Linked DNA regions of Mus musculus: all the other regions are linked to region 4. Evidence: chromatin loops called from intact Hi-C (ENCODE). Cell type or tissue: left cerebral cortex. All regions are shown on one strand. Region 1 holds the start of Nup210 (nucleoporin 210). Region 2 holds the start of Iqsec1 (IQ motif and Sec7 domain 1). Region 3 has its middle 71 kb from the start of Iqsec1. Region 4 has its middle 22 kb from the start of Gm38860. Region 5 has its middle 95 kb from the start of Gm38860. Region 6 has its middle 85 kb from the start of Gm38860.

Region 1 (5,000 bases), 130 kb before region 4:
TAACCACTGATTGTTCTTGGGAAGGAGAATGCCCTGGTCACACAAGGAACACAGTCAGTAAGTGTGTCCACTGGCTTCACTGTTTGCATAACAGGGTCTTTATATGTGGCCCACACTAGAAACCACAATCCTGGGATCATGGGTAGGCATTCACAAGCCTATATTAAAGTACAACTCTCCCTCTCTTCCCTCTCTTTGTGGATTCATGTAGAGAAGTCTCATGCACCCTACCTGTTTCTCCAACTGTAAGAGCTTATGAAACCAGAGGGCTGTTCTAAGTGAGGCCAACTTACATCCCCAACACCCTGAAAACAGTCTCTTTGCCTGTGACAGCCACACTCCACCCTACTCCCTGGCCATCATCACCCCTCCATTAGACCTTCCTGTACTTTATCATCTCAAGAATACTATGTGAAGAGGCCAGCAAGATGGCTCGGTGGGTACTGGCGCTTGCTGCCAAGCCTGTTATCATCAGTACCACTCCCAGGACCCTCACAGTGGCAGGAGAAACTTGCCTTTGCAAGTGGCTCTCTGACCTTCACACACTTACTGTGGCAGAAGAGAGTGCTAGGTTCCCTGGCACTGGAACTCACAGTTGTGGGTGCTGGGAACTAAATCTGGATCCTCTGCAAGAGTAAAAGGTGCTCTTAACTGCCAACCTATCTCTCCAGTCCCAGTAACCTTAAATATTTTTCCATCTGAAAATTCAACAACCCATTCTTTTTTATTGCTGAATAATATTTCATATTATGAGCCTGCCACAGTGAACTCATCTATCAAAGGACTTCTGGGCTGCAGCCAGTTTAGGCTTAACCCATGAATCATCTTACCCACAGGGTTGTGAGAACATCAATTTTTATTTCTCTGGGATAAATGTATTTTATAGAACATGTTATCATCATTTTCAGCCTTGATGTTCTCTTACATATCCATGACTGAGGCCAGGTAGATGGCTTAGTGGGTAAGAGCCCTTGCTGCAGTGGAGAGTGAGAACCAGCTCCCACAGGTTCTCCTCTGACCTCTGTGTGCACTGCCCTGCTTGAGTGCCCAATTTGGCTTCCTTCAATGACCCAGTGTGGTTGAAATAAGTAAGCCAAATAAACCTTGCCTTCCTAAGCTGCTTTGTCATGGGACAGTTGGATGGAAGGAGGGTCATTTGGAGGGCACCCTCAGGCTCTGAGGATAAACAGAAAGAAACAAATAAATAAATGTATGTATATATATATATATATATATATACACATACACACACACACACACACACACACACACACACATATATATATACACACACACACACATACACATACACACACACACATATATATATATGTTACTGACGTCTGGATAACCAGAGAACTGCAACCAAAGGGTCCTGTGATCATAATGGTCTAAAGACTACAGTCTCCTTGTGTCCTACCAGGTCTGTTTTATGTATCTTGGTTACCTGCCTGCCATGGGATCCAGGCACTCTCAAACTTACTAATGCATCCTATGTGGAAGACACTGGCTGCCCATAGCAGGTCCTGGATGAAGAATGGATCTGTCACTGTGAATTCCTTCGAACCTCTTTAATTTTAGCCACCTGATCCTAGTACCTGGTTAAAAGCATGAAAGGCTCAGGAGTGAAGCCGGGTGTGTGATCTCCAGCGCTGGAAACTAAAAACAATGAAGCATCACCAAGAACGCGCAGGAAGAGTTTGCACAGACACCCTGGAGGAGCGTTGCTTTTCTTTTATTTCCTGGAAGAGGATGGTGGAACTTTCCCTCCTCCTGTAGCACGTGGTACCCAGCCTGGAAGACTTGTCCTCTTCTGGGTAGCTCCTCTCACCCCCATTCCTGGTCCAGGGTCCTTAGGGCCTGAGGGTGCCCTCCAAATGTCCCTCCTTGTATCCAAATGTCCCAAGGCAAAAGCGAGTTAGGAAGGAAAGGGTTTATTCGGCTTCCTTATCCCAGCCACACTGGATCATTGAGGGAAGCCAGGCACTCAACCAGGGCAGGACCTGAAGCCAGCGCCACGGAGGAAGACAACTTACTGGCTTGTTCCGTATGGTTTGCTCAGCTTGCTCTCTTAACACTTCAGAACCTCCTTTACAGAGGTGGCACAGCCCACAGTGATCTGGGCCCTCCCTCATCAATCATCAGTTAAGAAAATGCTCCATAAACAGGTCTACAGGCCAATCTGATGGGGGTATTTTCCCAATTAAGGCTGCTCTCCCCAGAAGACACTAGTTGGTGTCAAACTGACAAACAAAAACTACATAGACTAGGAATGGTGGCCTCTCAGAAACCCAGCGAGACCTTAGTATCCATTCCAGAGAGTTTCTCCTCCAGGAGGCTTCCCCAGCCGGCCTGAAATTCAGCTTCAAGTCTTTGTTTATGCATGACATCAGCCTGTCACTTTTCTTCCAGATCCCGCTGGTCGATCCAGGTCCTAGTGCAGCTGAAGTCAGGTTGCACCGTCTACTTTCAGGGACGTGTTGTTCCCTCACTAACCTTTCGGATATTTCCCTTGGAGCATCCATGGGGCTGTTTAACAGGAAGTTCCCAGTGTTGTCCTGCTGATGGATTGATCCCGGAATATCTCAAGACCTTCTTGGCCCCTGGGGAAGTGTGGCTTTGGAAAGGGGGCGGGGGGGGGGGTGTTAATCAGTGAGCGCTCCACACTGTCCTAGGGCGCCTGTCTTAGTGCTATGTCCTGGCTCCACCGCCAGAGGCTCCAGACAAGGCGGAATGAACAAGAGCGAGCCTGCTGGAAGGCTGCCACCAGAGACGGGCGCGCGGCAGAGGCCTTAGGCCACGCGCTACGGGCTCCGGGGCTGAAAAAGCTCGCAGGATTCGGCGCGCTCTAGGGGCTCAGCACCAGGCGCGTGCTCTCCGCTTTCCCGCCGGTCCCGCCCATCACTGCGCTCGCCCCGCCCCACGCGGCCACCTGCTACCCAGCGCGCGCCGGTGGAGGGCGCGGGAGCGCGCGCCCGGGCGCTAGCGAGGCCGGGAGGATGGCGCGGGCCTCACTAGTGCAGCCGGCGCTCTGGGCGCTGCTGTTGCTGCAGGTAGTGGGTCCCGCCGCGGCCGCCAAGCTTAACATTCCCAAGGTGCTGCTGCCCTTCACGCGGGCCACGCGCGTGAACTTCACTCTGGAAGCTTCTGAGGGCTGCTACCGCTGGTGAGGCGCGCGGGCCCGGCGGGAGGCGGCAGGTGCGCGCGGGAGGGGGCTTGGGCCGCAGGTGCGTGGCGTGCTCGCTCCAGCCGGCCCCGCGTGACCCCGCGGCGCGCGCGCTCTCTCTCTGCGCATGGCGCCTGGGCCACTCGCGTCTGGGCTGCGCGGGAAGAGGAGGCTGTGATCGCGGGCCATGGAGGGCAGCGCCGCACGTGGCCTCGGTCCCCAGCTGTCAGGGCCCTGAGGAGCTCCAGCTTGAGCAGCCACGCTCTGGAGTCTGTGGGAGACGGGGGAGGTGGGACTCACCCCTGGCGCCTGACTGGTGTGAGAAGAGTGTCTGTAGAGACCTGGGCAAGGAGTCTGTGGGAGACACACCACACCCGTTAAGCCACTTAGGGAGAGTCATTAAATCTTGGATGAAAGGACCATTTTCCAGCTCAGAAGTGGGAGGCAAAGGAATTAGATGCTGGTGGAGTAGGGTCTGCCTTGATGACCTGGCTTCCAGCAGGGTGTTGCGGTCCAGCCTTTGGCTAGGCAGATGAAGGGAGAACTTCTCGTTGCTGGGTGCAGGCTGAGTAGGGTGTGATCAGGTCACACCCTTGACCCACACCCTCACTAGTGCGACATAGTCCCTTCCTTCTCTCAGGCTACATTTTGCTGCCAGCCTCCTTAAGAATGTGTTTAGGTCATTGGTTCTCAACCTGTGGGTTAAAACCCAGTTTGGGGCCTCCTGTCAGATATTCACATTATGATTCCAACAGTAGCAACATTACAGTTATGAAGTAACAACAAAATAATTTTATGGTTTTAGTACAGTTCAACAACAGAGGAATTGTAGTAAAGGCTTACAGCATTAGGAAGGTTGAGAACCACTGATCTAGGCTAAGGCTTAACTAGCTAGGTGTGTGTGTGTTAATGTTCTATATGATGCCCAGAGCTCAGAGCCACATTCTGCTATATGTAGTTCTCAAATTTAATTTGTTTTAAAAGTCTGCCTCATAGGGGGTGGCACTGTACCTCTATAATTACTTCACTAGGGAGGCTGAGGCAGTAGTGCCGCTTTGAGGTCAGTCTGGAGTGTCTTTAGGTTGGCCTCTGGAGTATGAAGAGGCAGAGTCTTTCCATTGCAGTTTGGAGTAAATGCTTTACCCAAGGGGAAGTGTTTATTCTTCTCTGGGGCTTTGTTTTGAGTGAGGAGGTCAGCTGTTAATACTCTGGAGGGATACATGCTCACTCCATTGTTGAAGTTGTCTGCTTGATAGATGGGCCAGAGAGAGGAAGCTGACTATTTAAAACAGCTGGCTCCAAGGGAATCAATCTCCTGGCGTGTATTTGTGTGCTGCTTCCTAGGAAGTTCTGTATGTTTCTTCCTAGAATAACATTTTCTGTCTTTACTTCCTCTCTAACTGCACTTTCCTGAGAGTTGCTGATGGGTCTTGGCAGATTTTTATATTCTCAGTAGGAGGACTGGGAAAGACATTCAAAAGCTCAGATACCTCAGACGCATGCCAAGTACCCTCTGGATTGTTTAGTGTCTGGTGGCTTTCATCCTAAGGTGTGGTTGAAAAGTGTCTTCTTTGAAGGTGTTTGGTTGCAGTTTCCCCCTTACTCAACCGGAAGCTGGTCTGTCAGTCAAGCATAGATCAGAAATGTTATTCTGAATACAGTCACTCGTTGCTTTAGTTTTGAGAATCCTGGAGGCTTTGAGAGTTGGCAGATAGCTAAGACTCACACCTGCAGTCATCTCTCCCTGGAGGAGATGGCCTCTTTATCCAGGAGTACTTCAAGTCTCTGAGATGAAAAACAAAGACAATTTAACCCCTGCCAGGCCCTGGGGGTG
Region 2 (5,000 bases), 180 kb after region 4:
GAAAAGTGCCGGAAGGCTGCACTCCAGACAGATGAGAACCATTTCCACTGCAGAGATGAGCAGGAGGAGTAAGATGCGGGGTTGAGGGGAAGAGGACTATTCTTACTTTATGAACAGGCATTCTTGATGGGGCTGGTGAAGCACACGTTTCATCCCAACATTCCGAGAGGTAGAGGCAACCAGATCTCTATGAATTCCAAGCCAGCCTGGTCTACACAGTAAAATCCAGACCAGCCAATGTTACACAGACCCTGTCCCAAAAGAAAAGATGATTGTGTTATTTCTGCACTTTGCATTTTACTTACTGAAAATGTAAAGCTTCAGAAAAAGAAAAATATAGTGCTGGGGTGTGAAGTGTCTGTGTTTGGGAGACTGGTACAGGTAAAAGGGTACAGACCCTAGAGCTCCACAGTTAGTCCTGTGTCCGCCTAAAAGGGGGATGGGCTGCTGTCCCCGTGAAGAATGCCCAGTGCTGAGATGCATGGCTGCCTGCCTGGAAAGACTGAGACTGGCATATCTCCTTGTCATGTGCCAGCAGCCTTCTCTCCCTCTTCCCAAATGTTGTTATGCTCCTGCCTAGGGGACAGATGGCCACAGGTTGGAAGACAGAGACACTCTGCCTGAATATCCCTATCAGCCTGCAGGTTGGAATTTTCCAGTCTATGAGGCAAAGTCCTAGATAGGAAATTTCTGGAACCAGCCCTGGAGGCGTTTGCTTCTCCTAGACTGTAGGGATGAGATGGGGACATGGGTCCAGAAACTGGCTATGAAATGCTCTATGTCAGCCTCAGCCTGAACATGTAGATTGTTGGGTGGTCCTGTCTTACAATTCTACCCAGGGGCAGGCAGTCATGCAAGGCTGACTACCACTCACTCACACCTCAGGCATCTGGTCACAGTTGAAGTGGACAGGTGCAGTCTGCCACACCATTTCTGTGACTCTGAAACCTTGTGTGTTCACATCTTCAAAGTTGAACCAAGCAGTCTGACTCTCACTTGGTGATAGCATGCTCCTGTACTTTCTGTTGCTTCCTGAAACTCAGGAACTTCTGGGGTCTCAAGTTAAGAGACCAGCTGGAATGTCAACATTATGGAGTTTCCTTTATCTGACTGGTGCCAGGCAAAGAACATCAGGTGTGAGAACAACTGTGTGCTGCACTCAATGCTTTGTCAAAGCCTGAAAGCTTTGGCAGCTGTTTTTGAGTGTGGAGGTCTTTATCACTCACTCTTCTTTAAAATACAGCAGGATCAAGATGTGTGTGCCTCTCTGGAAGAGCAGCCAGAAAAGAGACAGGCATACAATGGATGTCATGGGTCCAAAAGGAGGACAAGAAGCAGCCCAGGATGGGGCCTTTAGAGCAGAGTGCACACAGGGTGGACAGTTCTCAATCACAGCTTCAGTTTACTCGTCTGTGATATGAGAGTGGGAAAAGCAGCTCCTCTTTAAGAAGTTTGAAAGCACAAGCACACAGGTGGGGGTGTTAGTACCCACACCCCCCCAGGGTGCCTTTATGAGCAGCTGTGGTTAATGACACACATTTCTGGAAGGACCTCTTCTGATGCTGTGGTGGTATCCTGATCTTGATAAAATACAGAGCAACTCAATCAAGGAGAGAGAGTGGACCAGTTTACCATGTGCTAAGCCTACATAAATCTGAATTATTCCTATGACAGCATTCTTCTGGGGAGGGGGGCTCTCATGGAAAGACTGGCCATTCCTAGAGCCCCCTGTATTTTGGCTACCCAGCTGCTTCAGCAGTTTCTACGCTGCATACAAGGACACTTCGCCAGATGAATGAGTTCCTCCTCATCTGGCCTCTGTCCCTCTTTGCTGTGTAACCTTCCATAAGTTTTTCATTGCCTCTGAGATCCATTTTCTCTGTAATAAAAGAACAGAACTCAAGAGTGAAGCCTCCCTCTTCCCCCAACTTCAGTGGGTCTGAGAAGCTAAAAGAATGGAACAAAGAAAATAGCCTGGCAACTGCCACCCTCATCCAGAGGGTTCACACTCTCACTACCTTCCCTGGAGGCAGCTTTGCAAGTGAAGACTCAGGCCAAAGTGCTGGCTGGGCCACCCTGTGTCTGTTAGTCCTAAATGAATGAGGACCCCCTCCACCTACCCCACCCCCCCACCCTCGTGCCTCCTCAGGATTTGATGTGTGCATAACAAGCTATGTCAGTTACTGTATGTGGTCAGCCCTCCTGAACCAGTTACACAACTGTCATGATCCCATTTTACAGTATCACATCTGAAATTCCCAGGAGACACTCTGCTTGCTGAAGTCTCATGGCCCCTAACTCCAGGACACAAGATCTCCTGAGTTCTTAGTTTAGTGGCTCCTATGTTTCCATGCCAGGGACGGGAAAGCTGCCCTGGAAAGCAATGCCATCATTACATTCTTCGGGCTGCGAGTGCATTTTAGCAACAGATTTCCAGGTTTCCAGTGAGGGCCAGAAGGAGCCACCTCATTGGTCTCAGCGCCAGGGCTCTTGGTTTTGCAGCCGCACCCACAGGGCGGCCCTGTTTGATGCTGCAGTTGCCATGGCAACGAGCACTTTGGCGATTGGTCCAGCGAGGCCGCACTACGTTGCTCCTGGAAGGAGGGGGCGCTCCTGCACTCCTGTCCCTCCTCCGGATGCTGCGAGAGCAAACCGGCACAGACACCCCCCTCCTCCAGCCCTCCCCTCCTCATCCCAGCGCACTGCCACCCCGGATGTGCGGGAGGGAAAATTCCCAAGGAAGTCCCAGGTAGCAGCGAGGCAGACGCCCCCGCCCAACCTGGCGACCATGGTGACTCGACGTCTTCCCAGGCTTCTGGGCACAGTGTAAACCCTGCGTAGGAGGACCTGTTTGGAGCCCCCTGCCACATTACATCCAGCATATCTAGATGAACCTGCCAGTCCTGGGAAAGTGACTGCCCTTGGCTTTCATTTTCTTCCTTTCCACCTCGCTTGAGCATCCTGTTCCTCCTCTGAACCACCTTGAGCCTCCTCAGCCCAGGCAGGAGAGAGAAGGAAATCAGACTTGGGCAGGATGGCTTGCCGAAGACGCTATTTGTGAGTATGCAAGACAAGTTTATCCTAAAGCCTGAGGCAGAAAGGACCACTACTCATGTTGAAGTGAGGGGCTTGGTGGAGGTGGGGTGGCTGCTCTGCAGGTGGCGTCCAGGGGGAGCAAGCTTTCGTCCAATGTTTGTACCCCTGCGGCAAAGGCAGTGTTGTTGATGATGAGGGGGAAAAGAATCTTAGTCAGCAAGTCTTCCTTGAGCTGTGAAAGTCCCCTACTGAAGCAGGCACCCTCCTCCTAATCCACATCCACAAATGAGGGTCCCAGACTCATGGCCGTGGTCTAGGCTTTTGTCAGTGCCCTTGACAGACCTATTTAGGGAAAGCTTTGATACTCAGCAAGCCCATGGCTTGCACCCAAGCCAGGTGGAAGGCCAGCAGCAGGCTGAGATAGTGGCAGGAGATGGCCTTCTCCATAGACAGGTGAAGGTGGCAGCAGTGTCCAGCTGTCAAGCACAGGTGTAATGTGCCGGTACTGAGCACCCGTCTGCTGGGCCTGATGCCAGCAGCGGAGGTGGTGAAAGTCGGGCTTAGGGTGGTGACATCACGGGACTGGGTATTTATGGAAGCAAAGCTGTGCTTAGTGAAGCCAGGCTTCCCAGGGGGCAGTGGGATTCAAATGCCAGCTTCCTTCTAGGCTCTCTGGGGGCTCTGCTGGTGCTGTTCTGGGAAGAGAAACCTTTGCCCTATGTGGGCACTCTAGGCCCTGGGGACTGAATGAGACTTGGGTCTGGTCTCAGTCTGCCCTAGTACTACCTGCTCAGTGCTTGGAAGCTGATAGAGACAGTTTGGTAATCTTGGACCTTTCAAGGTTTAAAAGCAAGGCATGACGTTCTTGAATTGGGATCAGCCACCAGGACTAGGAGAGGAGGCTTGCAACAGTTTTTAGGAGGTCATCTGGGAAATTCAAACTCTCTTCAGACTGGCTTTGAACTCCAAGAGGCCCCCAAGCCCCATCAAGGGCCCTCTGAGCCCTCCTTAGGCCTTGCCTCCTCCCCTCCTGAGAGGGGCGGATCCCATGCTAATGAGCCTGAAGGAAAGTAAACCTTGCCTGTAGCTGCATAATCAGGCTGGGCCCCTGCAGGAGGCTCTGGAAAAGCTTGTGAGTTCTTTGGTGTTTGAGGGGACCACACAGGGTCCTTGCTCTCCGTGGCAAGACCAGAAATAGTAGCGCTCTTCCTAGCATGGAACTTCATCTCACCTTCTCACCTTCGGGGAAGGTACTTTCCTGGCAGCAGCCTCCTTCCTCCTGCCACTCCTTCAATGGCACAGGAGCCTTTAGTGTCAAAAAAAAAAACTGACAACTTGCAGAGGCCACTGCAAGTTGCTGTGGAGGGAAGATGTCATTAGCATGAAATGTGACAGTTCTCACAGAGAGCAGCTGGCCCCTGGGCCTGTTTCCAAAGCTAGGGAACACCTTCTGAAAGATTTTGCCTGGACAGGAATGAAGACAACCCCTGCCCCCATTTTAAAATGGGGAAACGGAGACTGGACAAATCACCTCTGAAAACCTGGTGTGCACTGGCCTAGATGTTGGACTTTTCATGGAAAACATCTTGCCAGGAGCGCTGCTTAGAGTCCTTTATGCTTCCAAGGTTCATTCAACCTGTCGAGGGCCAGAGGCTTACATCTGAACACAGCCTTAGGCAGCCCTGTTGGCAGCACCTATATGGTCCCCCCACCTCCTTTCCTTGAAGGTCTCTCTACTCTTAACTCTTGGGGCTCTGTAGGCTGAGCTATCCCCCCCCCCTCCCGTATTCTGTTGGTATCAACCATCACAATCAAATTGGCTGGGGAAGTCTGGAAGACAGCTCAGAGGGTTTGGAGCCAAGCAGGCCTTGCTGATTTACCTACTAGCAGTTAGCAGCCTATGTTTGTTCTCTATCATAGTTCACTTGACCAGGGCAGGGCTCAGCCCAGCCAAGGGATCTCTC
Region 3 (5,000 bases), 110 kb after region 4:
AAGATTGAGTTCAGAGTCAAGGCCTGGGGGTACAAGGAGATGTACTTCATCACAGGGCCTTTCTCCCAGGGAACAGCAATGCAAGAGTCACTGTGGCGATGCAAGTCAGCTTTCTGTCACTATGAGGAAATAGCTGACATAATCAGTGTCCATCTGTGTGACCTGTGCCCATGGTGTTCCTTCAGGAGGGAACGAGTTCTTGGAGCTGATATCAGGAAGGAGCTGTGACAAAGGGAGGACTAGACAAATGTGGTGCATCCCAAATGCTGCCATGTTTTTGTTGCTCAGTTATTTCTCTTTTACTTACAGCTATTGTGATGTGTTGAATAGTGCAGCCTGCAGCTGCCATCACAGTGAGATGTGTGAAACACACGGTGCCTGTTCTTTTACTTGCCTGCTGTGTGGCCTGGGGCAAGTCACTGAACTTAATAGAGAGGATAACAGTGAGGGGCTCTTGATGTGTGTAGGTAGATGCTGGCATAAGAACAGATTAGATATGAAGCTATTGTTGTACCAGGAGAGCATGAATGAAGTGGGGACACAGAAGGCATGAGGGGCAGGTATGGTGTAGCTGGGGATTGTGCCACTGAATGCATGCATGCGCGAGCACACACACACATACACACACAGTACACACATGGATTCACATGCATACTTACATACACACACACACACACACACACACACACACGAAACCACTCTCTCAGCCATATGAAGATAGTCCCCTATATCTGTAAGGTGGGGAACAGCTTGCATTTTCTACTAGGTCTGTAGCCAATGGGCTAGGAGAGGGCCATGAGGAGGACAGGGGCATAGTACAAGGGGCTGTGTCAGTGTGTAGCCCAGGCACTGACCACTGTTTAAACCAGAAGGCAGCATGCAGACGGGTTGCCAGAGGCCTCTTTTGGAAACTTGTTGGAAATGCACATCTGTGCTTACCCAGGCTTTCTGGACTTATGTTTGATCCCTGGATGACGACTGGGCAGTGCTGACCTGAATGTTGTTTACTCATGGCCAGGGCTGGTGGGGCTGCTGCCATGTCTTTAGTTCAGAATCTTGGAGATGTAGCATGGTGAGGACTGTGAGCATCCAGTTGCTTTGTTTGAGCTGTACTTCTGAGCCCACTATCTGAGGTCATCATTAGAAGCAGGGACTAGCAGGCACCAATATGTCCCCTGCATTGTATTTGTGCTCAGAAATTGGGGTGCATCCAAAAATGAGCAAGTTATATACAACATTTTTTTTTTTTTGGTTTTATGAGACAGGGTTTCTCTGTGTAGCCTGGAACTCACTCTGGAACTCAGAGATATGCCTGCCTCTGCCTCCTGAGTGCTGGGATTAAAGGCGTGTGCCACCACGCCCAGCTATACAACATCTTTTACCCTCCCTAAAGTCCCAATGAAAAGCAGGCATGATTCCACTCACGTTCACTCTGGGAAGCCAATGAGTTAATTGGGCTTCCTTACAGAGCTTAGGTGTGAAGTTACTTACAAGATTATGGGTGCTCCCACTCCAAGAAAGTCCACACTGGAAAGTCTTGCCTCAGCAGGGATGATGGCTTCCCCATAGGCACATAGATGGAGCCCTCTTCCCTTAGTCTTCTCCATTTTATATATCCTGGCTCCTCCCTGAGTTCCTGAGGACACATGCTGTTGGCCTCATTGCATATAGCTGGTTGGGAGGAATGGCTGGCTACTCAGGTAAGGGTCCGATGACCCTCCCCACACCTCCTTCTCTGAGGGAATGCCAGCCATGATAATATTTAGCAAGTGGGTCCTGATGATCTGATGAGAATGGTAGCACATTGGCTTGGAGGATAGTTCTGTACAATAGCAAGGAAGGGTGACATGAATGTGGGCACCGCCCTGTGACATTGCTGCTGCAAATGTTCTGAAGCATTCCACGGTAAATCCATGGGAAACATCCTGGTAAATAAGGCAGACCCTACCTACCCTCTCCAAGCAGAAGGCAGGAAGCAGATAGACAACTAGGATAGCTTGCTTCAGAGTATGATGTGTCCCTGTAAAGACAGGTGGGGGAATGTGGTGTGGAATCATAATTAGATTGAGCAAGCTATTGAGAGGAGAACATAGGGAGGGTCTGGATCCTAGGAGGTGGTATCTGGAATGGAGTGTGAATGATAGAAGAGAAGTGTTTAATTCAAGAGCCAGGAGCAGCTCCCGGGCAGGCGGACAGCAGTTTCTAAGTTGGGATGCCAGCAGTTGGGGACAGAGTAGAGTGTGTGTGGCTGAAACAGGCAACCAGAGGTATTATCAGACTCCTAAGAGGCAGGGGAATAGAGGGGAGCAGATCTGAGTCTCCTGGCTGTGAGCATTGGGGTAGAATTTGGATTGAATGTTCAGGGCAAAGTGTTCCAGAGTGGATGGAGAGGGGCAAACCTTGGTCTGAGAGGCTGAGGGAGCATATGAGTAAGGCTGGCACAGAACATAGTCAGCTGCAGCACTTCCACTACGGCAAAAGATGCGTAGGAAAGCCAGTGTGCCATGGACTTGAAGAGTTTAACAGCAATGACCTCGTGTGGCAGATTACACTTGATTTTTACTTGTTTTTCTTAGGCTAAGACTGGTGGTAGCTTCAGGCTTGAATTTATACTAATCCTGGCACTTCCCTGCAGACGGCAGAATCCCTTCTTGCCTATGGGGGATTATTTGTGGGTGTTAGAACTGTACTCAAGGGGATCAAGTTTGGATTCCCCATATCAGAGAACAGACCAGCCTGAACAACTTACCCACCCGGCTGTTGCCATGGAATCCCAGACTGTGACGTATAAGCATGGACCCTGGTGTCAGCTGTTATGTGAAAAGCAGACACTTGTATCTTCTGCCACCCAGAGGCTCTTTCTATGCTACCCTGTGTTGCTCATGTGGATCTCCTTGTTTGTATAGGCATTTATTCAGAGTTGCAGAGCCCCCATGGAGACCACAGCTGTCTTGGAAATAAAGATTTCAGTTTGCAGGGGCTGAAGTCTAGTAAGGCTCACAAGGACTGGACATGCCAGTGTATACCAGCCTGAGCAGCCAACTACCAGCACCTGGCCTTCTTTGCTTGCTGAAGCCCTGAACAGGTGAAGCATGGCAACAACTTGATACTAGCTGGGCTGACCCACCTTCTCCACTTTGTCCTTGTCCTTCCCCATTCAAATCACTGCTCACCTCCTGGTCTCTCAGACAACATAAACTATAGCATCCAGAACCTCAGCACATGCACAGTGAATGGATCATCTTGGCCTTAAGACCTGTCAGCAAGTGTGAGGTTAGCTGCTGTGACCTATCACCTGTTCCCTTCAATTTTGAAATCCATCCTTTTCTGAGTGCTTATCTTGTTTGGAAGGAGCCAGTAGGTTCAGGAATGCTTTTGATCTTCTGCTGCCTCTTCTCATGTTCATTGATGACAGAACCATAGTCAAGTACACACTTACTACATACCACACAGGCACAATGCATATCCCTCCACATACATTTATACCTATGTAGCCATCAAACACACATATGAATTGGCATGTATGTATGCTAATGTGCATATTTATGCAAAACAAAGACATGGACCCATACCCATACAGGAACACATGCCTACCTTTAAGCTTACATATTACTCTTCATGCATAGATGCATGCCCATATGGGCACATGCATGTATATACCTACACATGAATCACAGAGAGCTCATCTTCCTCAGAGTTTCCACAGCTTTCAACTTTTTGTTTCTCTATTGGCTGCTTTTGTTCCTGAAGTAGCAGTGCAACTCAACTCAGGGCCATCTTGCAAATGTGAGATGAGGAATGAGCTGTTTTGCCATAACTTCCCACCACAGATATGTCTTGACTTGCTCCATGTCAGGCCCATGTGTGGTCCAGCTCTTCAAATGCTGAAGTTGTTTCAGAAGTCTCCACTATCTTTGTAAGCTCTATAATCAGCCACAGAGCAGCCACAAAGCAGCTTCATAGCTGGAACACCATATAGTCTCCCTTTTACCTGCAGACAGGTGGCAAATAACACAGCTTGTTGGCAGCTACACCTGGGCTTTCTCTTTATTATATTCTTGAAGACTAATTGTTTTTTTTTCCCTTCTAAAATCCATATGGAAACTAAGGCTCACACAGGCTAAATTACTTTAGAATCCACATGGAAGCCAATCTGGAGCAGTACTGGGTGGTATCCTAGACAGACCGGCATCTAAGAGCTCTGCTTTGTTACCTGGCATCTCCTGGCTTTGCAGCATCCGAGGTTGCTAGGGCTCCTGTCTGAGATGGCCTTGCTGAAACTCAGCAACATAACAAGAAGTCCCTGGGGCTGCACAGTGGACATGATGGGCATTTACTGAGTGGATAGGCAGCAGTGAAGAGCCTCAAGTGGGAGCTAGGTGGAAGCTGCCTTCCGTGTGCTATGAGGGAGGTAATGGAAGAAGCCATGTGTAAATCATCTATGGCTGCATGATACAGGACCTCAAAATTACTAAGATAGCAAATGCCTTCCATCTTCATGTTTGTTGAACTGCACCCACAGTTGGAGACATCCTGAAAGCAGTGGCAAGGAGTTCACACAAAAGACTTTCCTACAGAGATCATACTGGTTGTGATTTCAAAGAGAGTGACCAAGGTCCCTGACAGTATACAAAGCAATCACAGGGGGACTCACAAACACTAAGGGGAGCCAGGTTATGGAGGTGTCCTAGTTTGCTTTTTGTTGTTATGATAAAACATTCTGATCAAAAGCACCTTGTGGGAGGAAAGATTTTATTTTAGCTTACAACTCCCTGGTCACAATCTATCATCAAGAGAAGTCGGAGCAGAACTGAAGGAAAAACCAAGAAAGAATGCTGCTTACTAGCTCACTCACTGGTTCACATTCAGTTAATTTTCTTATACAGTCCAAACCCATCTGCCTACAGATGGTGCTGCCCACAATTGTCTGAGACCTGCAACATCAATCATCCATCAAGACAGTGCCTCTTATGCTTTGGCCACAAGCCAGTCTGATCTGG
Region 4 (5,000 bases):
ATGTGGGCATTGCTCCTTCCTTCACTAGTCTCACTGATCTGTACCAGGGTTCAGAGTTTGATTTCCCTTCAGTCCCAAACACTACAAGAGATACAAGCGTGACTCCAAGGTCAGGTCTCCCTTAAGATGGAGTGAAGCCAGCACCATCTTTTGGAGACAGTTGATACATTAAAACATAATTGCAAAATTATGAGTATTTTAAATGTAAAAAATCAAAACATTAAACACTTTACATATACAAATGGGATATGGCATGACTCTGCTTTTCACAGGATAGTTACAAGATTTATAAAGATAACATGATTTTTTTTGAAGCATGTCAAGTAGCCTAGTAACAAGGGATAACATTAAAAATTTCATTTAGAGTGACGTGTATGTAATAGCTTGAGAGAAAAGACCTTGGTGATTTTGAGAATCCCAGGGAGGGCTCTACTGTCATTCTTCCCCTCTCTGTAGGCATGCCCAGGGAATTTCCCCAGGAGGGTTCAGGGGGATATCAACAAATATGAGTTAGTGAAGCCAGTGTAGTGCCAGAGTAACGTCAGCCTTAACAACAGCCATGCCCTCAAAATGTACGTGGTACAGTTTTAGAAATGTCAGAGATGTAGTTAAGGCTTTACCCAGAGGCAAATTAATAGCCTTAAAAGCATTTGCTAGAAAACAAGAAACAAAGGAAATAACCCTTAAGACCAAGAAGACAAAACATAAATAAATCTTGTTCAAAGAAATCTGACATATGAAAATTATGAAGATTCTAGCAATCAAGAAATAGTATTATGCCTGAGCAAGCTGAGACTAGGAGGAAAGGTAAATTGCTGTAGGTCACAGTGCTTTCTGGCTATCTTTTGATTGCACAAGGAAGAGGCAGTGTTTCAGCAGATGTAGACCTGTAAATATGCCAAACTGCACATGAGTTACTTGTTTTTCTGTTCGCACGACCTAAAATCATGGATCAGTAGCACTAACATAGAATTCTCCTCATTTAAGTAAACCTTTATACATCAGTGTGACTGGCAAGAGTGGACAGGAAGTGCTGGGGTAGTGGTGTGCTGGCTGAAGAGCTGAGGATCGAGGGATGAGGGTCTTGGGGTTCAGTGATGAGGATCTGGGCGACCAGAAAGAAGGAGCTGGAGTGCTTAAGAGCTTAGGGCCAAGGTGCTCAAGCACACTGAAAGAAACAGACTTGAGAAGCTCTGAAAACACACCCGCCTGGCTCGCTAAAGGACCGGGTTGAAATGCTTGAAGTGATAAGGGATTGAGGCATGAGGAAGGACAACGGACTGAGGGAAACTGAGGAAAAGGCTGAGGCTAAGAGGAGGAGTATAAGGAGGGTCTAAGGGTGGGGGAGCTGAGGGGCTGAGGCTATGAAGGGAGCGGTACTGAGGGACAGGGCGGGGCGTGCTGGAGGAGCAGTGCTTAGAGTGAAGGGCTGAGGCACCGAGGGGGCGTGGCTGAGCCCCGAAGGGGTGGGACTTGGAGGCTTAGATAGCGGGGCTGAGACCAAGGAGCGGGGCGGTACCTAGAGCTGAGGGGGCGGGGCTGAAGGGCAAAAAGCCATAGAAGTGTGGACTTAAGAGAGGTTGAGGCGCCGAGCGGGCGGGGCTGAGGAGAATGGGGGACGGGGCTGAAGGACTCACTGGACAGAGCTGAGGCGCGGAGGGAACAGGGCTGAGGCGAAAGAAGTAAGCTGAGGAGCTGAAGGAAGCCTGGCTGAGGGACTAGAGGATGAGGGGGCGGGACTGATGGATTTAGGGGATTGGGCTGAGGAGCCAAAGGGGCGGGGCTGAAGTTAAGCGCTAGGATAGGAGCGGAGGGACCTGAGGCTGAGGGGGCGGGGCTCTAGGGACAAGAGCTTAGGGGGCGGGGCTGGGTCTAGGCTGAGGGGCTCAGCAGTGGTGGCTCCGAGTTGCTGAGGCACTGAGGAGCCCGGCACGCCGCGCGGGTGGAGAGGCGGGCCCGGCAGGCGGCGCCCTCTCTCACAGGCACCTCCTCCCTCTACGATCTTAGGGCTCCCGCTCCCTCTCGCGTCGCAGCCGGCACTTTGCAAACTCCTCGTCTGCCCGCGGCGGCCGCAGCTCCGTGCCCTACCGGCCCCTGAGCGTCGGTGGGGCAGCGGGCAGCGGGGTGGCGGCGGCGCGGGGAAGCGGGAGGCGCCGAGGCACTGGGCGTCCGCCGGCGGAGGCGGGAGCCGAGGCGGAGCCGCGCCAGCCCCGCGCCGCCGCGCCCCCCGGGCCGAGCCCCGTTGCCGCGCCGCGCCGTGCCGCGCCTCCGTCCCCACCGCGCAGCCATGGCTGCGCCGCCGCCGCCCCGCTGTCCGCTCGCCTGAGGCGCGGCCATCCGCCGTGGAGACCATGGCGAGCGCCGCCGAGCCCCCCGGCACGGCAGCCGAGTACCTGCAGGAGCTGACCCGGATCGTCGCGGCGCAGCAGGAGCTGCTGGCGCAACGGCGGCGGCGCATCGAGGAGCTGGAGCGCCAAGTGGCGCGGCTGAGCCGTGAGAACGCCGGCCTGCTGGAGCGACACCGGCGACACCTGGCCGCGTGCGCTCGGCGCCCGGACCCGGGCCCTTCGCCACTGGGCGCCATCCCGGAGCTCGGCTGCCGCCGCGACAAGTAAGTGCAGAGCGGCGGAGCGGGCGTGCCGGGGGCGCGCGAACTTCTCAGGGGGCTGTGGAGTGAGTCCCTCGGCCGGACCCTGCTGCACCCGGGACCTCCCGGAACTGCCATCCGGCCTGACCTCGCCGAGCGGCTGTCGCGTGCAGCGCCCGCTCGCCCGGGGCCGCCTGGGCCACTCATGCTTAGTGCTCTCCACACCGACCCTGCGCCGTCCAGCCCCGGGGCCTCGTCCTCCTCCCCCAAGACACTAATTCCCCTGTCTCGACCCGAGATTACCCCGGCTATTTCGGACCGAGGATTAAGGAGACGCCGGGGAGGCACAGCCCCATCGCCCTGGCCCCTGGCGTCCCGGGAGCTCCAGCCTGCAGCAGCTTCGCCTCTTCTGGGTGCTGGTGCCGAAGCCCTGCTGGCAGTCTTCTGTGCCCATCTGGGCGGGGCTCGGTCTCTAGGCTGGGGGCTTAGGTGATGCTGGGATGGAGTTGTCTGGTTTGCAGCAAGCTTTCTGCCTACTCCTTTGGTTGCCTTTGGGACCGTCAGGGGTCAACTAGAGAAAGTGTTCGATGTGGTCAGTAGCTCTAGAATAGGCGACCTGAGAGTCTTTGGGCATGCGATGCTGGAGGAGGGAGTTAAACTCACTCCAGATAGGGAATCTGATTCCTTGGAGTGGGAAGCCAAGCACTAGAGACAGCGTTTCTCCTACCTTACATCCGCTGCATCCTGCTATGGCCATGGGACAGAGCATGCTTGGAACATTTATGCTAGGGCTGGTCCATTCTTTAGAAGAGAAGAATTGTGTGTACGGGTGGAGGGTCTGGAACACCAGAATGTGGCTGAGTTCTGTGGCTCTGTAGAGGGCAGGTTGAGGTGTTATATTCACCCCTACGTTCTGTTCATTTGGGAGGTAGGGGATTGTGGCTAGCTCCAAACTGAGGTCCCTAATTCAGAGCTTCTGCTTCCACTTGAGAGCACATAGAGGAAGCTTTTAGTTCTGAGGCTCTTCACTAGTCCCCTTCACAGAAGCTGTGGGTCAGCCCATGCTAGATGCAAGAATGGAGAGGAAAGTCTGGGCTGCTGAAATGAAGTCTCTCGAAGCTTAGGGAGGGGGCACCAGGACAGGGACACATATTCCTGTTTTGATAGGGAACAGTGACACACGTTGGTCGGCTGATGCCTCACAACATTATCCCAGGAGATATATATATATATATTCTTTCAAAGTCACCCCTACTGACCAACTGGAGGATGTGGACAGGAGAACTCTGAGGGGCAGAGGCTTCTTTCCCTGCCTTGGGGGAGTCTCCATTGTCCATCCAGACAGTGGTCTTGGCTGAGGAGGTCAGGGGTGCAAATGCTGAAATTTTATTTCATAAGATTCCACCTTGGAGACCATCTGGCTTTGCTTTCTCCCCTACTAGAGGCACAGCCAAAGCCTGTGTCACCTTAAAAAAGTATAGTGTCACCTTTAAGGAATGCAAGAGGCAGCACAGTTTTTTTCTCTACAGTCTAGATCCAAGGCAGTTTGTAAACTTGAATATTCACACTAGGAGCCTGGGCTTCTTTGCTTAATGTGGATTCTGACCTAGCAGTTTTGGAGCAGGCTAGAGAATCTACTGCTTTCACAGACTGGGACATTCTATGTTGTTGGAATGTAGACCCCATGATAAGGCGCTGTGAGGAATGCAGTTAGGACAAGAAACAGGAGGGTCCCTTCAAGACAGAGCATACCAGACCCATTTTCCTGTCTGCAACTAATTTCCTAGCCCTTTAGGAAAAGGAGTACTAATTTCTTCCTCTCCTGGCAGGAGATACCCCATATCCTTCCTCTAGTTCTTTGAGATGAGATCGTATTTAACTGTTGTGTGCATAGGGCCCTGGGGCACTAGGGGCTGCTTTTCCAAACATAGATTGGTTGTGTCAGGGGTTATGTAAATAAAGTAACTGATATGAAAGATGTGAAAGAGTGTGTGGTGAGTAATGCCCCTTGAGAGCTTTTATTAAATACCTGTTGTATGTAGAACCATCAGAGATAATATTTGGTGATTCAGGAAGAACCACAGAACAGAAGAGATAAATAATGCCACATAAAGAAAAGAATGTGGGTAGATGAACTTGGGACTAAGGCCCAGCTCTGCACTCTGCACATCCCAGCTGGTGACTGTGGGACAGGTCACAGGACCTTTCCTCATCCCAGCTTTCCTTTAAATGCACACAAAGCAGGAATCAGCCTAGCTGTCTCCCATTCTTTTTCCCTAAGGTAACACACACACACACACACACACACACACACACACACACACACACACACAGAGGTGGTGGTGGTGGGACGCAATAGGCACCTGGTAGGTAATTCATGCAGGCTAGATTCTTCCCATGTCTGTCAGTTTCT
Region 5 (5,000 bases), 74 kb after region 4:
CAGATAAGGAAACTTTCGGTTCCCAGCAGGCCAGACCCTCTACACATTCCCATAGACAACATATGTTTGCAGGACTTTGGGAACTACTGACTCTCTCTCTTCCTAGGAATGTCCCCATTTGGGTCAAAGCAAGGTGAATACACTGCATATTAGCTAAGGATACTGAATGCTCACTGAAATTACACACCAAGATGTTCCTGGAGAAATGAGGAAAAGATGCTGGCCCTTACCTTTAAGGCTTTACATGTTGTCTTGTTTCTGCTACAGCTTCTCTGGGTGAACTGGAGTTCTCTAGTTATTGGGGCCCCTAAAATACTAATGAGTCCCCTCTTCCCAAGGATGACACACAAGACAAGAAGCTTAGTGGCCTGGCATTTGCTATCTGTGTGCCTAGGAGTAGGTCTGGGACTCAAGGTTGGCTGTCTTTCTCATGGTGGCTCAGTGAGGTGAAGCAACTTCCCACATATAGATGTGTGCCAGATTAGCTTAGAGGCCAAACTAGAGGTTCCTGAAGGCATCCAAGGCCTTCATTAGGGCAACTTACATCAACTGAAAACTTATTATGTGCTGGTGTCTGACCTCCCAGTATCTCACTGGGTCCTCACAGCTGGAGGTATTATAGTAATTTACATTGTACTCACAGGGAAACATATCTGGGGATCAAAAACCACTAATGACATTGGGTGGAGTTGGGATACAAGCCCTGGGTGTTGGTCTCCAAGGCACATATTCATTCACTCAACAGCTTTTCTTGTCTTTCATGGGACTGAGGCTTCTGGAGGTGAAGTGACTGCTCAAGGCGACACACAGCATGTGTGTGATGTTGCTGCACCTCATGATCATCTACTGCAGGATATTAAGGAGAGTGTGGGTAATAGCCTCCTTCCATTCTGATGAGGGAAATGCGGAGAGAAGAGGGGAGGAGCATGGCTACAGGGACCATAAGAGGGAAACAGATGCAGACCTGGACTGAGGCTGCATCCAGCTCTGGGAACTGGAGCAAAGCTGCAGCATCCAATATTGGCCTGTGCTTCTAGACTGCATGTACCCAGTCTGAAAGGAGGAGTGAGTTGTGGCCTAGCACTTTAAAAAGCCCCAGGACACGAGATGTCCCAAGTCCTGTATACCAGGAGATCTTTGAGGGGTTGGCATGTCTAATAGGGAACAGGAACAGCAGTGAGCTTCTAGCAGACCCAGACCCTAGGGTCATGGAAGGCAAGAAGATCCTCAGGATGCCTCTGGTCAGCTAGAGTAGTACCTACTAATAAACAGCAGTCTGAACTGTCCAGAAGGGAAGGCCCAACACAGCCTGCACTAAGGAGGTAGTGTGCCTGCAGAAGCCTCATGGAATGGATCTGCAGCTGGTCAGCAAATACTGCCTGGCGCTTTGGACCCAAGGGAAGAAATTCATTACAGGAAACTGCAGCACAGGCACGTTTAATCTCTGCTAATTTAACCATATTAGCTAGAGAAAGGGAAGTGGAGGATGAGGCTAAGTAAGGGAGAGGGAGGGAGGGAGAGAGGGAGAAGGAGGGAGAGACGAGGGAGGGGGAGTGAGAGGGAGAGAAATAGAGGGGGGAAGGGAGAGGGAGTGAGGGAGGAGGAGGAGGACGAAGGGAAGAAGGGAGAGAGGGATGCAAGAGCAAGCACCTGAACATGTACAGCTGTTTCCACTTCTTACCTCATAGTGCCCAGTGTGAACTAGGGTCAGGCAACAGGAGCCACTTAAGTCAGAGTCCAGGATCTAAAGATACAAGTTTTGGCCCTTTGACACAAGCTGGTTGACTCTTCTGAGCTGCATCAAGGAGCAATAGCCATCTAACTTAGGACAGATGACATTGGAGACACCAAGCAGCTTGCATGTTGTTGAGTCTCTGTGTTTCTCACTCCAATCTGGGAGCTGCACCTTTGTAATCATACTCTTGCTGGAGCCACCTTGAGAACACCAGCCCGGGGATAATGTTTTTCCGCAGCAACTACCTTCACCCTAGCCACTGATCAAATGTGAACTGTGATAGGCCTGGTCTTGTTGCTCTGTGTGACTTGAGGCCTTTTCATCCTGGGCTGCCTATGAATCTTCTAAGGGAAAGACAGTGAGACTCAGAGGGTAGATCTTGCTGGCTCATAGATATAAAGCAAGATGATATCAGGGTCTGGGTATAACCACCTGCCTTGCTTCTGAAAATTCAGAAACTTGTAGCCATCCCTGGCGGGTGTCATGCATGAACTGACTTGGGGAAGTGTTGAACATGATCCATGCAGGAAATCATGAGCCAGGAGTCGAGCAAAAGCTGCATTTGTTGAGTTCAGGCTCAGACATGAGAGAAAGTGTCCTCAAGTGGGTCCTGAACCAAGGTTTTTCCAAATGAGTAGTAATGGGCACCATGTGCAGAGGTATGCTGCTGAAATCGTACACTGAGGGCCCATAGAGTTCTAGGTCCTGGGGTAGAGGCAGCACAGTGGCCAGATCCTAGACTGTGTCTGTGGGCCTCAGAACTACTGTTTATCCCCTCAGAGGGGAATTTCAGAGAGGCTACAAGAGAGGTGTCCCTCTTCACGTCATTTTCCAGCCATTCCTGCTCAGTTACTCGTTGAGTGCTGTCCTATCCTTGGTTAGCATATGGCATCTACTCACTTTATATTACTACATACAGTTGTACCCACCTCTCTTTACTATGCTTCTGTCTACCACAAACATTTGTCTAGACTTTAAACCCAAAAGGTTTGGCAAATGAATTGATTGGTAAGTCACAGAGAGATATCCTCGGTAGAAATATTTGTTTATTCATTTATTCATGGTGCATTTATTGGGCACCTGATGCCTGTCACTCTGGGGTACAGTGGTGAAAACATTCTCCTCTCTGGACCTTATGTCTTAGTAGAAGGCAAGAGAGGAGACAGCTGAGGTACAAAGACCACACAGGGATGTCCTGAGAGCGTGGCTTAGATACGGTCATCAGAGAGACTGCTGGGAAAGCCAGTGTTAGCACAGCGAGTGGCAGAAATAAGCATGAGAAGGGGCTAGACGAAGGGGTTCCAGAGGAAGGAGCAGCCACTGTGAATGCTGGGGAAGGAGTACTTGAGGAACATCCAAGAGGCTGATGTGGGCAGAGCAAGTATGGGGGACAGACCCAGATTGTGTTGAACTTTAATTTATGCAGAATGTGAAGGGAACCCATAGGCAGGTTGGAAGTAGGCGGTGACATTATCAAAGTGCTCTGTGGGATGGATCCTGGAGCAGAGTTGAAATGGCAACTGGAGGTAGGGCAGGCAAAAGGGAGGACATTCTTGTGACTAGATAGAGATGGTCAGGTTCGGGTCAGGGTGATGACTGTGCAGAGAAGAGGAACATGAATGATGGGTCTTAGGGATAAAGGTGCTAGAACTAGCTGATGGGGTTGGATGTGGCCCAGGAGGGAAAGAAACAGAGACTCTGAGGTTGGCTGGACTGGGTGGGGCATGGGATCAAGGCTTGGTTTGAGTAAGGTTTGTAGAGAGACATATAGGGTGCCAAGTGAAAGGATCAGATGAATGGCCATGCATACATGGCTTCACAGTAACTTAAATTGTAACAACAGGGGCTGCTACAGCTACGTCTACCTCTAGAAAACTTAGGTGGGGTTCTCTAATTACAGATTAGATACAGAAATACCAAAGCTTACCTGTTTGTCCACCCATAACCTCAGGGTCATGGTATAGATTCATCAGAGTTTGGGGTGTGTTGGTGACTCACTTCTGTCAGTGGTCCATGCCTGGCCCCATCATCTATTATGATGATATGCAAAAATGCCCGTGCATCTCAAAAGCTACATAATGTATCATGGGTCAAATGCATGTCATGTCAAGATGACATGAGATTTAAAGTTGATGTACTGGACCTCTGTGTAACTTGGGAATTTGGGTCTCAAACCTGTTGTAAATGGGCTGATTAGGAATCTTATGGTAATGGTTTGCAGTCACCCTGAGTATTGTGCCCCTCGCTGTTGGCCTTTCATTCCTGGGAGAGGGTCTGGGTGCTAGTCCCCAAGACTAAGCCTCGTGTTGAGCCTTGTTGCTTGTCCCAGCAGTGATAGATGAGCAAAGAAGCTATGCCAACCCCATTAGAGAACATGGAGCACCTGCACAGATCTGCCTTAACACGTGGGAGATGGAATAGGCCATGCAAATACGCTGGAGGAGAAAATAAAGCGAGTCAGAACGGGAGAAAGTTAAAGGGAAGGAAGGAGCAGAAATAAAGAGCCCAACATAGAATCTTGAATGTAGGGCAGCTTCTTTTTAGGAAATGAATGCTGAAATTTTTAGGAAGCATTATAATCTGGTAACTTTTTAAAAAAGCTAAACAGCATATAAACAAATGTTTGCTGAGTGTGTTCTTAATATTAACTTGAAATATGCAATATTGCTATTTTTATGAGTAAAAAATAGGTTATATTGTTGACAATATGATATGATTCACCGTAAAGATATTTTTCTGGAACATTTTAAATCTGATGCTAGCTAGGAGGGGATGGGGATGGATCATTGTAAGAAAGGAAAACACCACCTTGAAAAAAAAATCTGAAAGAACAGAAGGCATTCCTTCATAATTGTTTCACAGTCTAAGACAATTAAAAGGAACTTCAGTTGAGTAATTCAGAATAAGAAGATTTAAATAAAAATCAGGATGAGATGAATAGGAAGAGTAAAAACTGAAGGAAAAAACTTGCGGGTCAAAGCAGCTCTCTTCAGGAGTTCAGATATAAATTAGTAACAGCAACAGACAGAATATATAAGCAACAGAGAGAATATATGCTCCTGGGTAGCAGACAAGGAACAATCAGAAAGGAGGACAGTGCAGTGAGTGAAGCTGGGCTGGCTGAGTTGGGTGGGGAAAGCAGTCCACTTCCTCCAAAAGAAAGCACAGGTGACCTCAAGGGTCATAGTGCCCTGATGTGAGAATTGTTAGGGGACTGAAATGATCTGCTCCAGGAGAAACTGAGAAATAACCCTGCCTTCTGGAT
Region 6 (5,000 bases), 63 kb after region 4:
AACACTGAAACAAAGAACAACTGGGGGAGGAAGGTTTTGTTTGGGTTACATATCTTGAATTACAGTCTTCTGAGGGAAGTTAGGCAGGAATTCATACTAGACAGGAACTTGGAGGCAGGAGTTGATGTAGAGGCCGTGGAGCAATGGTTCTCAACCTGTGGGTCATGACCCTTTTGGGGCAGTGGAATGACCTTTTCACAGGGGTCACCTAAGGCCACTGGAAAACACAGATATTTATGATACAATTTGCTTTTATTTTTTCTTTTAAAAGACTTATCTATTTTATGTATATGAATACAATGTAGCTGTCTTTAGACACACCAGAAGAGGGCGTCAGATCCCATTACAGATGGTTGTGAGCCACCGTGTGGTTGCTGGGAATTGAACTCAGGACCTCTGCTCTAAACGGCTGAGCCATCTCTCTAGCCATATGTTACAATTTGTAACAGTAGCAAAATTACAGTTATAAAATAGCAACAATAATAATTTTATGGTTGGGAGTCACCGAGACATGAAGATATGTATTAACAGGTCACAGCGTAAGGAAGGTTGAAAGCCACTGCCGTGGAGATTCTGCTTATTGGCTTGCTCCGCATAACTTGCTCAGCCCGCTTTCTTGACCAGAAACTATGGACTTAAAAATGTCCTCACATATGCTGCAGCATGGATTTGGAGGATAATATATTTAAGTAGTGTAAATTGGTTACTGATTCTGAATGATTTACTCATAGACGTAGTTGGGTTTATGGAAACAGAAAGTGGAATGGCACGTTCCAGGGGCTGGAAGGGGAAAGCAGTGTCAGTATCTAGTGGGGACAGAGTTTCAATTTGGAAAATGGGAAACGTCTGAAGATGGGAGGTAGGGATGGTTACACAGTGTGAATTGTCTCATGCTAGAAGTTTCACACTTAATGTGGCTAAGGTCCATGTTTCTGACTGGTAAAAAGGAAGGCAAGGCACCCCTCTGAAGGCTGCAGCGGGGAGGGCTAAATGCTTCTCTCTCTCCTGCCCCTCCCATCTAGGCCTTCTATCCCTGAACTGGGCCTCATCCTGGCCGAGGAAACTCATGCTTCCTGGGACATGTGATAAATGTTTAGATCAGGGAACCATCTGGCCCCAGGTCATTTGTGAATCCAATCTCATTCCACAGATTGCTAATTGCATGGAGATTCTTGGGTCTCTAGCAGATGCTGGCACTGGCACCTCTGTAAGGAGGTCTAGTCCCTCTGATGCATGAAGTCACCAAGCCATATGCCACCACACTGGAGCTGCTGGAGGACCCAGAGCCAGTACACACTCCAGGAATGTATTTTAGGGGTGCGGTATTTGGGTGGTCTTTATTGGCAAAGTAGGCTAGAAGACAGTTGGGTGGAGATTCATGAAGATGGGCTTCCTAGGTGGCCTCATCTATCAGCTTCTTCACAAGGCCTCCTGAGAGATACTGGCAGCATAGAGGTAGCATCTGTGTAACAGCGACAGAGCAGTCCTGAGACCTGGTTCTAACTTTAACTTCTTCTAGCTCTGGCCCTTTCCAAAGGATTCTTGGGTCTGCTGGAGAAACTGTGTCTTCCTTTGGTGGATTATGAGGGCCACTGCCCAGAAAGGTACCTGGGCAGCAGGTGAAGCAGAGGGACTTCTTTCACACTTAGAAAAAAATACCAGAGTGATTTCACCATGAACAGAGGACTGCGGCAGTAGCTTCAGAGGTAGAAAGGATGTTTGCTCTTGCACCGGGTTCCTGCCACCTTTGTTTAAGGTTTTTCTTATGCTGTCATTTTGTAGGGTCCTTCCTGCCCAGGGGTATGTATGAGCCATGGCCTCAGAGTTAGAAGCAGTGAGTTCATCCTGGTTACCCTGTTCCCAGGCCTGAGACCCCATTGCTGCTGTTCTCAAGACATCTTTTATGCAACTGTAGGATGGAGTGGGCAGCTTGAGAAGCCGGTTTGAGAAATAAGTGGCATTCGTGCCTGAGGAGTGTCCCCAGAGCCAGGAGCTATTAATAGAAGCAGTGTTTGGCAGTGAACTGTGTCCATGCGGCTATAGATGCAAGTGGCTTCAAGAGCAGTACCAGGCTAGACTGTGAATGAGGCTGGGTGCCTACATGGCTAGTATATGGGTATCTGAGTGGGCATTGTGCTTTTGACTATCTCTTTAGTGGGGGCACCCCTCTGGGTTTCAGGGGGTATGTGTACATTGGCACTGGTCTTGAGGCCATTGTAAACCAGAGTAAGCCAGTAGCAGCTGGAAAGCTATATCTTGTTTCTGACCAGAAAACCATTTATTTATTAGTTATTGAATTTGGCAAGTACCAGGAATCCTCCTTCTTGAGTGTCCAGAAGCCCTGCTTTAGGGAGATCCCAAGTCTAGATTCATCAACAAATGATCATTATAGAATGGGAGACATTTGCAGTAGAAGCTCACGGGGTGTAGGCTAAGCAGCAAAATGTAGACAGAAGGAGCTACAAAAGAGCAAACTTTTGCCATGGGGCTGCCCTTCCCTGGCTTGAGGTTCAAACTGACAGTATCAGCCACAAGCTACCTTTTTTTTTTTTTTTTTTTTTTTTTTTTTTTTTTGAAGTGGTGCTTCCAAATTTGACATTTTGGGCACTGAGAAATCCAGATGAGCTGAGTGGACTAGACTTTTTTCAGGAGTCTTAGCTAACCCACACATTCCCATGACTCCCACGCAGCAGATACATGAGTGGCAAACTCCAGTCTTAAGGTGTCCTTTAAGATTTGAAATTGCGCTCATAGCATGAATGTGTTTTCAGCTTAGGACTTGTGTCCTAAGAGCAGAAATAGGCAGATCCCAAAGATATGTGCCCCTCTCCCCCCGCCCCAGGCTCAGGGCATCAGTGTTGCTGAAATCAGCTATGCACATGCATAGAAGAGGTGCCATCTCCCCTTTTCATGGCGAGAAGTCAGCACATATGCTCCACCCCAGCTCCAATGTTGTCCTGTAGAGGTGGCCAGTCCTTGGGCAGGCATCACACTGCTGCCCAGTGAGTGCAAAGCTGCAGGGCGTGTGGCAGGGTCTGCTTGTGGTTGAATTATTTAACATCTTAATGAGTCCATTTTTCACATCCTCCACTGGTCCCACAGGAAGGCAGGGCGGGCAGTTGGTAAAGTGGCAATGAATATTAATAGAGCCGCTGGGAGGTGTGTCTGCTTAATGGATCTCCCTACCAGGGTGGGGCTGCCCATCCTAACTTGCAGCCACCAGGGCTCCAGAAATATTTTTCTGGATCTGTGAATGAGAAGAATGATCAGTTTGAGTCTGGACCTTCAAGTACATTTGGAAGTGGGCATATTTAACATCCATGGCACCCATGGGACAGCAGTTCAGTGAGGGATTGTGAATATGTGTGTGTGAGAGTGTTGAATCCTTTTGATCTGGAGTTAACGAACAGTTGTGAGCTGCCATGAAGGTGCTGAGAATAGAAGCCAGGTCTGCTCAAAGAGCAGTCAGTGCTCTTAATCCTTGAGCCATCTCTCCAGCCCCAGGCTGGAGACTGCTTATGCATGAATATGAAGTGATTACCAGAGACCAGGCAACAAACCTGGGGAGTGGGTGTGATGAGTCAGGTTGCGGGGAAATTCAGAGCTGGTCAGGTGCAAGGTTTTCAAATTGTTGTGGAGGTGCCCCACTCCTGCCCTTTCTGAAGAGTACATTCCTTTTAGTTTCTGGGTAGGAACATTCTGGAAAGCTGGATCTACAGGTGCATCTATACAGTGTCCACTGCTTAGCTCTAAGGAAGAAGGAGCTCCTGATGGGCAAAGCTGCATTGTTGGTAAACTTTACACAGTGCTGAGTGAGAGAGAGCCAGTACTAAGGCTGCTGTCATGGAAACATCTGTCCATAGAGACAGGAGTGAGTGACTGCTTGCCAGGGGTCAGGGATCATTAAGGAAAGTGCATCGTATGTCAACAGACTCGAAGAGTTTTATCTATGGAAGAGACGTTTTTCAAGCTGATTTATGGTAGAGGTCACCCTGTAAGGGTATTCTCAGTGGTAGAGTACCTGCCTAGCATTGTTTGAGGCTCTGGTGTAATTCCCAGCAGCAAGGGGAGAGAAAAAACCCAAACATGCATACACGTACACACACGTACACTCATGCATGCACATGCCAGGTTATAAACCAGTTGTTCTCAGCCTGTGGGTCATAACCCCCATCACCTATCAGTTATTCTGCATATCAGATATTTACGTAAAGATTCATAACAGTGGAAAAATTAGTTATGAAGTATCAATGAAATGATTTTTAGGTTGGGAATTACCACAACCTGAGGAACTATATTAAAGTGTCATAGCATTAGGAAGTTATAGAATAAAGAAAATAGAATTTTAAAAAAATCCTGAATCATGGTCATGCCAGTTATTGGAAATTAATTATGTTATGTTCTATACGTTTTTGTTTGCTTGATTTTGATCCTTAGAACATCAGGGTCTAGTATACGCTAGGCTAGTCCTTGACCACTGTGCCACAGACCCCAGCCCCAATGTCCTACATTGTTTTTAATTCTTCATTGTAACCCAAAGTTACCAGAAAAAAAAATTGGTAAAGTTGAGGATGAGTAGAGACAAGCAAAATTAACTATATATGTGTAGGCTGTGAATCCAAATGTGTTCTGATTCTCTGAGGGAGAGAGAGTATATCGGGTGTTGTGTCCATCTGTCTGTCCCTCAGGATCCACTGTCTCCTTTGCATGCCTCTTGTCCTGGAAACCTGTGCTCATGCTGTGCAAGTCCACAGATGAGAGAGAAGTGCAACAGGAGACCAGTGAGCCAAATAGCTGGATTTCATTCTTCCAGTTCTGTTTCTGCTGTTCCTTTGTCCCCAGCCACAGTTGGCACCATGCAATACTTCTGGACCCAAGTAGATGCTCCCTCCTCGTCCTCTAAAAAGGGGCAAGTTGCTCCTGCTGTGCTAGATCGGGTGCTTTGGTGCCTCTGCTTGGTTTCCTGACCTTGCCAATGTTGTTGGATCACTCCAGTGACC

What was found. A loop is a pair of places that touch in the nucleus more often than their neighbours do. Peaks named below come from ENCODE experiments on the same cell type or tissue, not always from the same donor. Only the 100,000 strongest peaks of a DNase experiment are listed, where the experiment ranks them.
Region 1: a loop joins it to region 4, with 2.8 times the contacts of the local background. A loop is called at or near these places in 3 of 42 quality-filtered maps.
Region 2: a loop joins it to region 4, with 4 times the contacts of the local background. A loop is called at or near these places in 10 of 42 quality-filtered maps.
Region 3: a loop joins it to region 4, with 2.7 times the contacts of the local background. A loop is called at or near these places in 7 of 42 quality-filtered maps.
Region 5: a loop joins it to region 4, with 2.3 times the contacts of the local background. A loop is called at or near these places in 3 of 42 quality-filtered maps.
Region 6: it touches region 4 in a loop (2.7-fold over the local background); 3 of 42 quality-filtered maps call a loop at or near these places.

What each region holds. Positions count from the first base shown.
Region 1 is chr6:91,114,784-91,119,783 of GRCm38, reverse strand. It overlaps Nup210 (nucleoporin 210), which reads left to right and starts at 2,958. Exons shown (of 40, transcript NM_018815.2): 1 at 2,958-3,166. The coding sequence starts at 3,000. It overlaps Gm30364 (a long non-coding RNA gene), which reads right to left and starts at 2,563. Exons shown (of 4, transcript XR_003956467.1): 1 at 1,599-2,563. In left cerebral cortex, a CTCF peak has its summit at 2,732; DNase peaks (open chromatin) are centred at 2,438, 2,813, 3,209 and 4,678; H3K4me3 peaks cover 1,626 bases; H3K27ac peaks cover 1,497 bases.
Region 2 is chr6:90,807,825-90,812,824 of GRCm38, reverse strand. It overlaps Iqsec1 (IQ motif and Sec7 domain 1), which reads left to right and starts at 2,702. Exons shown (of 14, transcript NM_001134384.1): 1 at 2,702-3,057. The coding sequence starts at 3,035. In left cerebral cortex, a CTCF peak has its summit at 2,594; DNase peaks (open chromatin) are centred at 2,609, 3,601, 4,048, 4,371 and 2 more places; H3K4me3 peaks cover 2,787 bases; H3K27ac peaks cover 4,523 bases.
Region 3 is chr6:90,878,407-90,883,406 of GRCm38, reverse strand. It overlaps a transcript of Iqsec1 not described here. Among named protein-coding and RNA genes, the nearest start is that of Iqsec1, 71 kb to the right of the region's middle. In left cerebral cortex, a CTCF peak has its summit at 2,846; DNase peaks (open chromatin) are centred at 2,206, 2,515 and 2,794; H3K27ac peaks cover 1,291 bases.
Region 4 is chr6:90,985,693-90,990,692 of GRCm38, reverse strand. It overlaps a transcript of Iqsec1 not described here. Among named protein-coding and RNA genes, the nearest start is that of Gm38860, 22 kb to the left of the region's middle. In left cerebral cortex, a CTCF peak has its summit at 1,951; DNase peaks (open chromatin) are centred at 2,816, 3,064, 3,305, 3,641 and 3 more places; H3K4me3 peaks cover 3,212 bases; H3K27ac peaks cover 2,251 bases.
Region 5 is chr6:90,912,120-90,917,119 of GRCm38, reverse strand. It overlaps a transcript of Iqsec1 not described here. Among named protein-coding and RNA genes, the nearest start is that of Gm38860, 95 kb to the left of the region's middle. In left cerebral cortex, CTCF peaks have their summits at 2,877 and 3,093; DNase peaks (open chromatin) are centred at 3,140 and 4,148; H3K27ac peaks cover 2,325 bases.
Region 6 is chr6:90,922,672-90,927,671 of GRCm38, reverse strand. It overlaps a transcript of Iqsec1 not described here. Among named protein-coding and RNA genes, the nearest start is that of Gm38860, 85 kb to the left of the region's middle. In left cerebral cortex, no CTCF peak of the experiment used is centred here; DNase peaks (open chromatin) are centred at 1,502, 1,984, 2,300 and 2,681; H3K27ac peaks cover 2,237 bases.